3 separate regions of the Homo sapiens genome follow, and all the other regions are linked to region 2. A link is a contact called in ENCODE Hi-C data. All regions are on one chromosome and are shown on one strand. The core of a region is the stretch at or near the end of the contact, and the rest is flanking DNA. Distances in the headings are between cores, read along the strand shown.

What was found. A loop is a pair of places that touch in the nucleus more often than their neighbours do. Pooled maps may share reads with other maps.
Region 1: a pooled map shows a loop between it and region 2 (17-fold over the local background). The contact joins the promoter of FIS1 here to the promoter of SMURF1 in region 2. A Hi-C loop is called at or near these places in 2 of 168 maps with a recorded cell type or tissue (CD4-positive, alpha-beta T cell and CD8-positive, alpha-beta T cell) and 7 of 50 pooled maps.
Region 3: a loop to region 2 is called in a map of B cell, with 18 times the contacts of the local background. The contact joins the promoter of SDHAF3 here to the promoter of SMURF1 in region 2. A Hi-C loop is called at or near these places in 2 of 168 maps with a recorded cell type or tissue (B cell and naive thymus-derived CD4-positive, alpha-beta T cell) and 8 of 50 pooled maps.

Annotation. Positions count from the first base shown.
Region 1 is chr7:101,243,198-101,246,482 of GRCh38, forward strand. It overlaps FIS1 (fission, mitochondrial 1), which reads right to left and starts at 1,884. Exons shown (of 5, transcript NM_016068.3): 1 at 1,763-1,884; 2 at 810-942. The coding sequence starts at 1,807. RefSeq lists enhancers at 1,528-1,577, 1,668-1,907.
Region 2 is chr7:99,142,467-99,145,777 of GRCh38, forward strand. It overlaps SMURF1 (SMAD specific E3 ubiquitin protein ligase 1), which reads right to left and starts at 1,642. Exons shown (of 18, transcript NM_181349.3): 1 at 1,260-1,642. The coding sequence starts at 1,314. RefSeq lists silencers at 824-873, 934-1,263, 1,404-1,903.
Region 3 is chr7:97,116,060-97,119,294 of GRCh38, forward strand. It overlaps SDHAF3 (succinate dehydrogenase complex assembly factor 3), which reads left to right and starts at 1,639. Exons shown (of 2, transcript NM_020186.3): 1 at 1,639-1,838. The coding sequence starts at 1,665. RefSeq lists enhancers at 1,297-1,376, 1,727-1,816.

The DNA of each region.
Region 1 (3,285 bases), core at 634-3,133, 2.1 Mb after region 2:
CAGAGAAACTAAGTGGTTAAGTATTGTGGCCTCTGACAAATGATGACCCACCTAAAACCAATAGGAAATAGGGTTCCCATCCAAAAAGCACTATCTGGCTGGACGAGGTGGCTCACACCTGTAATCCCAACACTGTGGGAGGCCGAGGTGGGCAGATCACCTGAGGTCAGGAGTTAGAGACCAGCCTGACCAACATGGTGAAACCCTATCTCTACAAAAAATACAAAAATTAGCTGGGCGTGGTAGTGGGCACCTGTAATCCCAGCTACTCAGGATGTTGATGCAGGAGAATTGCTTGAACCGGGAGGTGGTGGTTGCAGTGAGCTGAGACAGCGCCACTGTACTCCAGCCTGGGGGACAGAGCAAGACTCCGTCTCAAACAAAAACAAAAAACAAAAAGCACTATCTGCTCACAATTTTGTAGGACAGTCCTCTGTACCTCTTCCATGCCACAAAAGATTCTCAATAGCTGCTAAGCAACACGGTGGTGGTGTTGGGGGGAAGGGCATGGGCCTAGGTCTCACAAAACAGGAGCTTCTAGTCCCAATTCAGCCATTAACTGATTAGTTGGGTGACCTCAAGTCACTTTCCCAGATCAAGACAGTCCTGGGGGAACTGACATGCTACACTCTGTCTGGCAAAACAATGGTGGGCGGTAAGTAGCCAAAAGTTCACTGGGAGACGTCAAGCTAAGTATAGCCCTTGGTGCAGTAAATCTACCGGAGACAACTCAGAGGTGCCTGGACTACGGGGCCCACATCGCAGAGCAGCCCAGATGGCAGCGGGAAAGGGAGAGTACAGCGCCTCACCCTCGAGCAGCACGATGCCTTTACGGATGTCATCATTGTACTTGCTCCGCACCAGGCACCAGGCGTACTCAAACTGCGTGCTCTTGGACACCGAGCCTGCTGCCTTCTCAGACTGAAATTTCTTTTCAAACTTCTGCCACAGGGGAGGAAAGGAATCATTTAGAAATGTAGGGCGTCAACCATTCTCTATCTGGACATGCCATCTCCCTGGCTCTGCCCCTTTCCCTCGCAGGTCTCGGTATCTGGCACCCCAGCTTCTGCTATCTCCATGCCCGGGACCCAGGCTTTCGGCTCCTCCGGGCCTGCGGGCCAGCTCTTGGGACAGAGGCCCCCGGTCTCCCCTCCCCGCGGCGGTACCGAGCGGAGATGCCACCTGGTGGCAGCTCCAGGCACCGCTCCCGGAGCAGCTGACCCCGGCGGCCGAACAGTAAACACGCTGTCAGAACTGCTCAACAGCCCACGCGGTCCTCATTTGAGGCTGCTGGCCCCATCCTGCCCCACCCTGCCGGGCCTGGACCTTTTATTGTCCAGGAATAGAAGTAGTGCCTACCTCCTAGAGCTACAAAGACTGAGATCTGGCATGCGATGCCTTAGCACCGTGCCGGACGCAGTAATAGGTGACACCTTATGATGGTCACTGTATTCCTCCACCGCTGGAGGAGCGCCCTGAGCTCACAGCTCCTGCATGATCCCAGATCCCGTCAGTCTAACCACGGTCGGGCTCCAGGCCCGTAGTCTGAGGTGTGGGGGGCTCAGGACACTACAACTCCCAGGAGCCTCTGCGGCATAGCAGGCCCTCCGGGCAGGAGCCAGGCGCTGTGGAGGCTGCCGGGAGCCGTAGTTCGGCTTCCCTCGGCCAAGCCGATGCCGGGAGGAGGGTTCGGCCCCTACCTGACTCTCCTCAGGACCCGCCCTCCGACCTTCCCTTTCCCTCTGTCCGGGCCAGGCCTCACCAGCAGGTCCTCCACAGACACCAGCTCGTTCAGCACGGCCTCCATGGCCACTGCCCCCGCGAGCCTCACACTACAGTCTACTGTGCCACAGTCTCCATGGCCCAGTGGCAGGGGCGGAGAACCACTTCCGGCGTCCGGCGGATGCTGGCACGACCTGGCGACGCCCCGCCCCTTCCTCTCAGTTCAGCAGCGCCGGCGGGGCGCTAGTGCGCAGGCTCGGCCGGTCCCTCCAGCCCGCAGACTGCGCGCAGGGAGACCTTCCCCAGGTTGGTCTTCCCAGGTGCCTCAGCCGGTGCCTTCCTCTGTGGAGGCTTCCCTAGGGAAACTGGAGGCCATGTCTTGGCGGTTAGCCCCCAGGATGAAAACAGCAAAAAGAGGGTGGGTAGCTGACCAGAGATCACAGTACATTAGGGTGCCAAGCTGACGCCCCTCAGAAATCTAGGACCTTGGAGGCCACGTGACTATTCATCGCCTGCAACAAAATCTTAACTAGAACCGGGAGCCCGGCGCGTAGCTCACGTCCGAAGCCCAACAACTTGGGAGGCCGCGGCGGGAAGATCGCTGGAGGCCAGGAGTTCAAGACCAGCCTGAGCAACATAGCGAGACCCTATCTCTACAAAATTTTTAAAAAAATCAACCGGCGTGGTGGCGTGCACCTGTACTCCCAGCTACTGGGGCGGCTGAGGCAGGAGGATCGCTTGAGTCCGGGAGTTCGAGGCTGCAGTGAGTTATCGCGCCACTGCACTCCAGCTTGAGCGACAGAGACCTTGTCTCAAAAAACCCACCAACAGCAGCAAACTAGTATCGGGGTTTCTTGGGCCTCTGCTGACTCTCACAATGCAAGAGCAGAGGCAACTGGATCTGTAAACCACACAGCCACACAGGGGTAGTCATAGGAGACACTATCAACGGGAAGTTTTTCAAAAAGCAACGGCCCCATTATTGGCAGAGAAGGTCCAATTTTCAATATTATTTACATAAACCATTTTGGGAGTGCACCCCAGGCGGGAAACCTGCCACATGGGGTCACGGGCAATGGGGAGCTTAGCAGTGAGGAGCTATCAGAGCATGGGAAGGAGAAAGGTGTGGACACCTCTGGCTTCAGTTTCTGTGCAGTGAGGGGACTGGGTAAGTAGCAACTTTCAAATTCTTTTCCCCTTGAGTCACATTGGAGTGTAAGTTCCTTGAGGGCAGAGACTTACCTTGCTTATCCAGCATCTAGCACAGGGCTTGGCAGAGAGTGAGGGCTCAATAAATATTTGTTGAATAAACACGGAAAAAGCAAATTAATTGTAAACAAGGCACTGCACATGCAGGGGATAATCATCCAGACACCTTCCGCGTTTGCAAAGCCCCTTTAATTTTTATTATTTTTTAGAGACAGGGTCTCATTCTGTGGCCCAGGCTGGAGTGCATGCAGCGGCACAATCAGAGCTTACTGCAGCCTTGACCTCCTGAGCTCCTGTAATCCTCCTGCCTTAGTCTCCCAAGAAGCTGGGACTACAGGTGTGCACCACCACACC
Region 2 (3,311 bases), core at 392-2,891:
AGAGAGCAGGACTGGGAGCAGCTACAAGATAGGATTGAGGAATTTCAGGCTGAAGGAAAGAAAGGGTGGAGGCCTCGCCAGACAGCAGCGAGGGGGCGGGGCTAGGCAGGAATGAGGGCGGGGCTTGAAAGTGAGGGGCGGGGCTAGGGGAAGAAGGGAGGAGGACGGTGTGGGGGGGTGAGGGAGAAACGAAAGAGGATGGGGGAGTGAGAAGAGGGTGGGTGGGGGCAGGAGGGGAGAAGCAAGGGGGCAAGTGGAAGGGGAGGTAGCAAAATAGCTTGGAAGTGGTGGGAAAGACCAGGAGGATGAGGGGAGGGAGCAGGTGGGAGGGAAAACAGGAAAGCAAGAGAGATGATGGGAAAGTGGTGAGAAGTGAGGGATGGGACCAGGGGAACAGAGGCAAGGCCAGGAGGGAAAAGCGAGGGGGCAGGTGGGCGGAGAGGATGGGAAGCGAGGAGAAGGAGGGAGGGGGTAAAAACGGCGGAGGAGAAAAAAAGGAGAGAAGCAAGGGGGCGGGACCAGGAAGAAGTGAGGGCCGATGCTAGGAAAGAAGTGAGGAGGCGGGACCAGGAAGAAGTGAGGGCCCAGGCTAGGAAAGAAGTGAGGAGGCGGGACCAGAGAGAAGCGAGGGAGCTGGACGCAGGGAGAAGCGAGGGGGCGGGGACAGAAAGTTAGGAGGCGGGAGCAGAGAGGAGCGAGGGGGTGGGGCCAGAGAGATGGGCGGGGTCAGGTTTGGGGAGGAAAGGTGGGGAAGAGAAAGGACCACAGGGATGGAGGTGAAAGGCAAGGGGGCGGGGCCTGGGGGGAGAAGCGAGGGGTCAGGTGCTAGGGAGAGGAAGGGAAGCGAGAGGCAAGGGGCCGAGCCGGGGAGAGGTGAGGGGAAAGGGCCTGGAAGGAGATGCAAGGGGCGGGGCCAGGAAAAGAGAAGCGAGGGGCGGGGCCAGGGAAGGAGATGCAAGGGGCGTGGCCATGAATGGAAATGAGAGGGGCGGGGCCAGGACGGAGATGCGAGGGGGCAGGTGCGGGGGAACGGGAGGGAACGCGAGACCGAGGGGGCGCGAGCGGCCAGGGGGCGGGGCCGGGCAACGGCGAGGGGGCGGGGCCAGGAGGGAGAAGCGAGGGGCGCACGCCGAAGGGGGTGACGAGGTCCTGGGACAACGGCCGGCGTGGGGGAGGGCCGCTTCCAAGGGCGCCCTGCGGGGAATTCCGGGGCGGGCGAGGGGGCGCCGGGGCGCGGGTGGGCCTCCCGCCGGCCGTACCTGTCAGACGGATCTTGATGCTGGAGCCGTTCCTGCGTGTCCCGGGGTTCGACATCTCCCGCCAACGATCGGGCAGCCGCGGATCCAGCGCCACCGCCCCCCAGCCCGGCCCGGCCCGGCCCCGCCGCCGCCGCCTCAAGGTTACGGCTCCGGGCTGGGCGCCGGGGTCCGAGCCGGGACACAAACTCCGCGGCCCAGGCGTCCGGGCGGCAGGCGGATGGTCGAGCCGGGAGATCGGCGCTTGCTGCGGCGCTCTGACCCTCGCTGCTTCCAGCCGAGCCCAGTCCCGAGCCGCCGCCGCCTCCGCCGCCGCCTCCGCCGCCTCCACCACCTCAGAGCCGGACGCCCGCCGCCCTCGCCGCTTCCGCCGCTGCCGCCGCCTCTCCGAGCCGCGCGCGCGCCCGCCGCCGTGCCGGCCCGGCCCTGCGCGCCCCCGCGCCTGCGTGCGTGCGCGCCCCCGCCACGTACGCTGGGGCGGGGCGGGGTGCGCTGCTACGTCGCCCGCACGCCTGCCTCGGGCGCGCGGGGCCCGGATCCCGCGGGTTGGGGTCTTCACCCTTCCTGTGGTCGGTGGGTGGGAGGGTCTGGCCCCGAGCCCGGGAAGGGAGAGCAGAGCTGGCCCCGGGACCCAGCGCGCGGTCGCCCTCTGTCTTGACCCCTGTCTCTGCGAGGCTCTGGGCTCCTGAGTGACTGAAGAGTGGTTTGCATGAAACCGTGGGCTGTGTCCACACCAAGCTCCTTGCACACAGGCGTGCAATACCAGTTTTTTTCAGTTAAGAGCTTTCGATCGTGCAAGTTCAAGGGAGGGACTTCTCAAAGAGACAAAGCCCTTAGGTGTGTTCTGTGCAACGGGTGTGCTCCACTGACCCATAACAAAGTTGCCAGAATCGCAGAAGTGCCATATACGGACAAGGAAAACGAGATGAGAGGGAGGGATAAAGTTGAGAGGCGGATGTTTGTTATTATCCATTCTGCATACAATTTTACCAAACAAGAAAGTGGCATTGTGGTTTGTGTTCCCATGTCTTCTGCTAAATTTCCCCTTCTCCCGGGGTTGCAGGTTAGAACCAAAAGCTCATGGCTGGGTACGGTGGCTGTAGCCTGTAATCCCAGCACTTTGGGAGGCCGAGGCGGGCGGATCACTTGAGCCCAGGACTTTGAGGCCAGCCTGGGCAACATAGGGAGACTCCATCTCTACAAAAAATACAAAAATTAGCTGGGCATGGTGGTGCGCGCCTGTAGTCCCAGGTACTGGGAGGCTGAGGTGGGAGGATCACTTGAGCCCCAGAGTTCATGGCTGCAGTGAGCTATGATCAGGCCACTGCACTACAGCCTGGGTGACAGAGCTAGACACTGTCTCAAAACACACACACACACACACACACACACACACAGAAAAAGCTCATTATGCGCTTTCTCCAGCAAACAAACTCCTCTCTGTTAGCATGTTATAGAAATAAACTGGTATTATTAGAAAGAGGGAAAACTAGGTTTATCAAACTTGTTTTTTACCCACTACCTTGTTGTTGTTGTTGTTGTTTTTTGAGACAGGGTCTCACTCTGTCACCCAGGCTGGAGTGCAGTGGCACGGTCTTGGCTCACTGCAACCTCCACCTCCCAGGTTCAAGTGATTCTCGTGTCTCAGCCTCCTGTATAGCTGGGATTACAGGCGTTAGCCACCACACCCAGCTAATTTTTGTATTTTTGGTAGAGATGGGGTTTCGCTGTTTTGGCCAGGCTGGTCTCAAACTTCTGAGCTCAGGTGATCTGCCCGCTTCAGCCTCCCAAAGTGCTGGGATTTCAGGCCTAAGCCACCGCTCCCAGACCCCACTACCCATTTTCATGTACAAGTTCTTTTTTATTTTTATTTGATTCTTCATCAATCAACTTGAACAAATTCTTTTAATACTGTGTGTGTGTGTGTGTGTGTGTGTGTCCCAAGGAAAGTAGGCTCTGGGCCATTGCTACCATCCCCTGCAGCCTTGTGCCTGTCCTAAGGTCACAGTCTTCGGAACAGAGCCTTCTACCTAGAGCGCCTAGACATACCTGCCT
Region 3 (3,235 bases), core at 389-2,888, 2.0 Mb before region 2:
ATACATTTGGCAAAGCACTCCAAGTAGACGGGACAGCAAGTGCCAAGGCCTCAGTTGGGAGTGTACCTGGCTTTTTAAAATATGAACTAAGAGCTAGGAGGCCAGTGTGGCTGCAACTGGCTAACTAGGGAGAAAGCAATAGGAGAAAATTTAAACCTTTAAGGGCTAGAGACTGGGCTTTACTCTGATGAAAATCCCTGGAGGCTTTTGTTGAGCAGAGGAGTGAAATGATCCGATTTACAGTTTAGATTGTTAAAAGAAAAACTTTAAACAAGTTAAATCTAATAAAGTTTATTTGCACGAGCGCACGTGCACACACACACACGATTTATGAGGCATTCATCAGGCAGCAGCACTTAACAGGGAGAGGTTCAGAGAGCTCTACCCAGCACTGTGGGCAGGCAGTATTTATAGACAGAAAAAGGAAGTGCCCCACAGAAACAGCTTGATTGCTTACAGTTGGGCTAGTCTTATTTGGGCAGGACATTATGACGTATTTGCCTTATATGCACATAGTCTGATCAGTTGGCAGCCTGTGATTGGCTGAAGCTCAGCTACTTGTCACAAGAATATACTCTCAGTTGCAGTTAATTTACATACTAAGTTAGGTTGCAGTTCCCTACATAGCAACTCAGAGTAGGGAGGAAATTTTAGGCCAAATTTAATTTAAATTATGTTGGAGCATGACCAAAGTTGGTCATGACCAGAAGCTGAACACAGATATGGAAGCTAACACAATATCCAGTGGAGAGAGATTGTGGTAGAGTACATGGGGCGAAATGGTTGATTTCTGCATTTTTGTTGGTGACGCCATCAGGATTTGCTGAAGAACCAAACGTGTGACAGGAAAGGACAACACAAGGAGCTGCCAGCTTTGGAAACCAGTTCTACTCTCAGTATTACCTTCGCAAAAGATAGAGCTTTGTAAATTTCTAGATTCCTCGTTCTTATTATCCTAGACTATTTAACCAGAATCTCCAGGGTCGTGGTCCTGGAAACAATACGTTTAAAACTCTTCCCAAGGATCCTTCAGCAGCCAACTTGACTTTGGCTAAGGAGTCCGCCAGCTCTGGGCTCACTTGGGTTGTTTGCAAGGAAGAGCCCATGCCCAGAGTATAAATTGGGAGAACAGCGCTGTGCAAAGAGCGTGGGTTGGTGAGCTAGTGGATGGCGAGATTAATCTCACTCTGATCCCTAAAGCAGGGTGCAGTAATACTCTAAATGCCTCAAATGGGTTGGGAACCATGGAAGGAATCCCGGAGGAGCCCGATCTTAACGAAGCTTTTCTCAGGCCTTTGGTAGGAGGACAGAAACGAAGTTGAATGAAAAAGACAGTGGAGTGGGACTGAGAAATGACAACGGCCCACCACAGACCTCTCTCTTTCAAGGCCTGTGTCGTCAGGACGCAGGCCAGAAGAAGCCACGACGAGGCGCAGGCGCGACTCCACGAGGGCCACGCCCCTCCTAGAGAAGGACCGACCCGTTTTCCGCCCGCAGCGGAGCTTGGGTTTCCGGGAGGACCTGATTGTGCAAGGGACCAAACCGGATAGAGGTCGCGCGCCCTCTTTCGTCTGCCTTCCGGTTCACTAATACGCAAGTTCGCAGAAGTGCGGGAACGCGCCGTCCCTCTGCGCAGGCGCAGTCGGCGGTCGGCGTGGGGCGCTATGCCGGGGCGGCACGTTTCTCGAGTCCGGGCATTGTACAAGCGCGTCTTGCAGCTGCACCGTGTTCTGCCCCCGGACCTCAAATCCCTGGGCGACCAGTACGTGAAAGACGAATTTAGGAGACATAAGACCGTTGGTTCTGACGAGGCACAGCGTTTCTTGCAAGAATGGGAGGCAAGTGACGCTCCCTTCTCTTTGCCCAAGACCTTTGGGGTTCCTCGGTGTCCAGGTTTCTAGTTCCAGTCCCCCATGCGGGGTTAAACAGAGCAGCAACCTGTTCTGTTTGAAATAGCGTAATGCTGTTCAGGTAACACTTTCCAAAGTTTCTCCCACGGGTTTCTCACTAGAGCAGATCCTGTTACTTCAGCGTCCCCAATTCAGTTCAACTTTTGAGCTCCTGCAGATGCCAGGTGCTCAAAGGGTGAGGGTAGGAGGTCACAAAAATGAGCAAGTCGTCGTTAAGTGCTCAAAAACCTCAGGAGCTTTTTGTCCTTTTAAGTGCCTTTGCACCTAGTAAGCGCCCATTAATAAATTAATGGTTCTCTTATTAGTTTTCAAATTTAAAGGCTTATTTCCGTAATTTATTATTTAATCTCAGCGCTTTTGGTTGGGTTTAAATAATTTTCTCACTTGGCTGATACAGAAATCAGGTAACATGAAAAAGATTACAAAAGGTTGGAGATTACAAACTGTGAAGGAGAAAAATGCTGGTGGCAGTTAAGTCAGGCGAAAGTTGTTTCCTCCGGTCTCAAGTCATTGTTACTTCGCCCTGCACCATTGCGCTAAATATTAAACAGACACATGCATTAGCAATAAGTCGTTTGACTTTTTTTTTTTTTTTTTGAGTAAAGGAAAAAAGATATTCAGAGTATTTCGTGGGGCTCGGGGCCCTGCAGGATTGCCCCTAGTTTTCATTTGCAAATATAAATAAATGAATGGAATTAGAGATTGGAATGACAGCTCAGATATTTGAAAGCATGAGTTGGAGCTGATATGAAAATAGAGGTAAGCGGTTCTTCGGCCTAAATAGTTGAAGGGGAGATGACTGAAGTCGGCTTTGTAAAAAAAAATCAAAAGAATGGTTAGGGTGAACACAAACTTTGCACTGACTTCCAGAATTCTTTTTTGTATAATTATTGAAGCTTTTAAGAGCGACATTTAGAACAATCGGGAAATTTAGAACTTTCTTGAAAATCATGGTGTATTTGATGTAATTCGCTTGCCTGAAGCAGGGAAGTTGAAGCTTTTCAGACACAGAGCACTTTATTTTAATAAGGTAATTTGGTTTTGGAGCCTGAAGAACTGGATTCAGATTCAGTCTCTGACATTTTAAGTGTCAGATCACATAATTTTTCTAGTCTTATTTTCTCATCTATAAAATAATAAGTGTTTATGCATCTCAAAATTTACGTATGTAAATGTATTTACAAGCACTTGTGTATTGCTAATTGTTATGAAGCTATAAGATACTGTATTAAAGTATTTTACATCTTTTATGGTAGGTCATTTTGTGGCCGTACAGGAAGGAGAGTAGCTCTCTGTTGGGAGGAAATAAGGTTATTTTAAGAAGT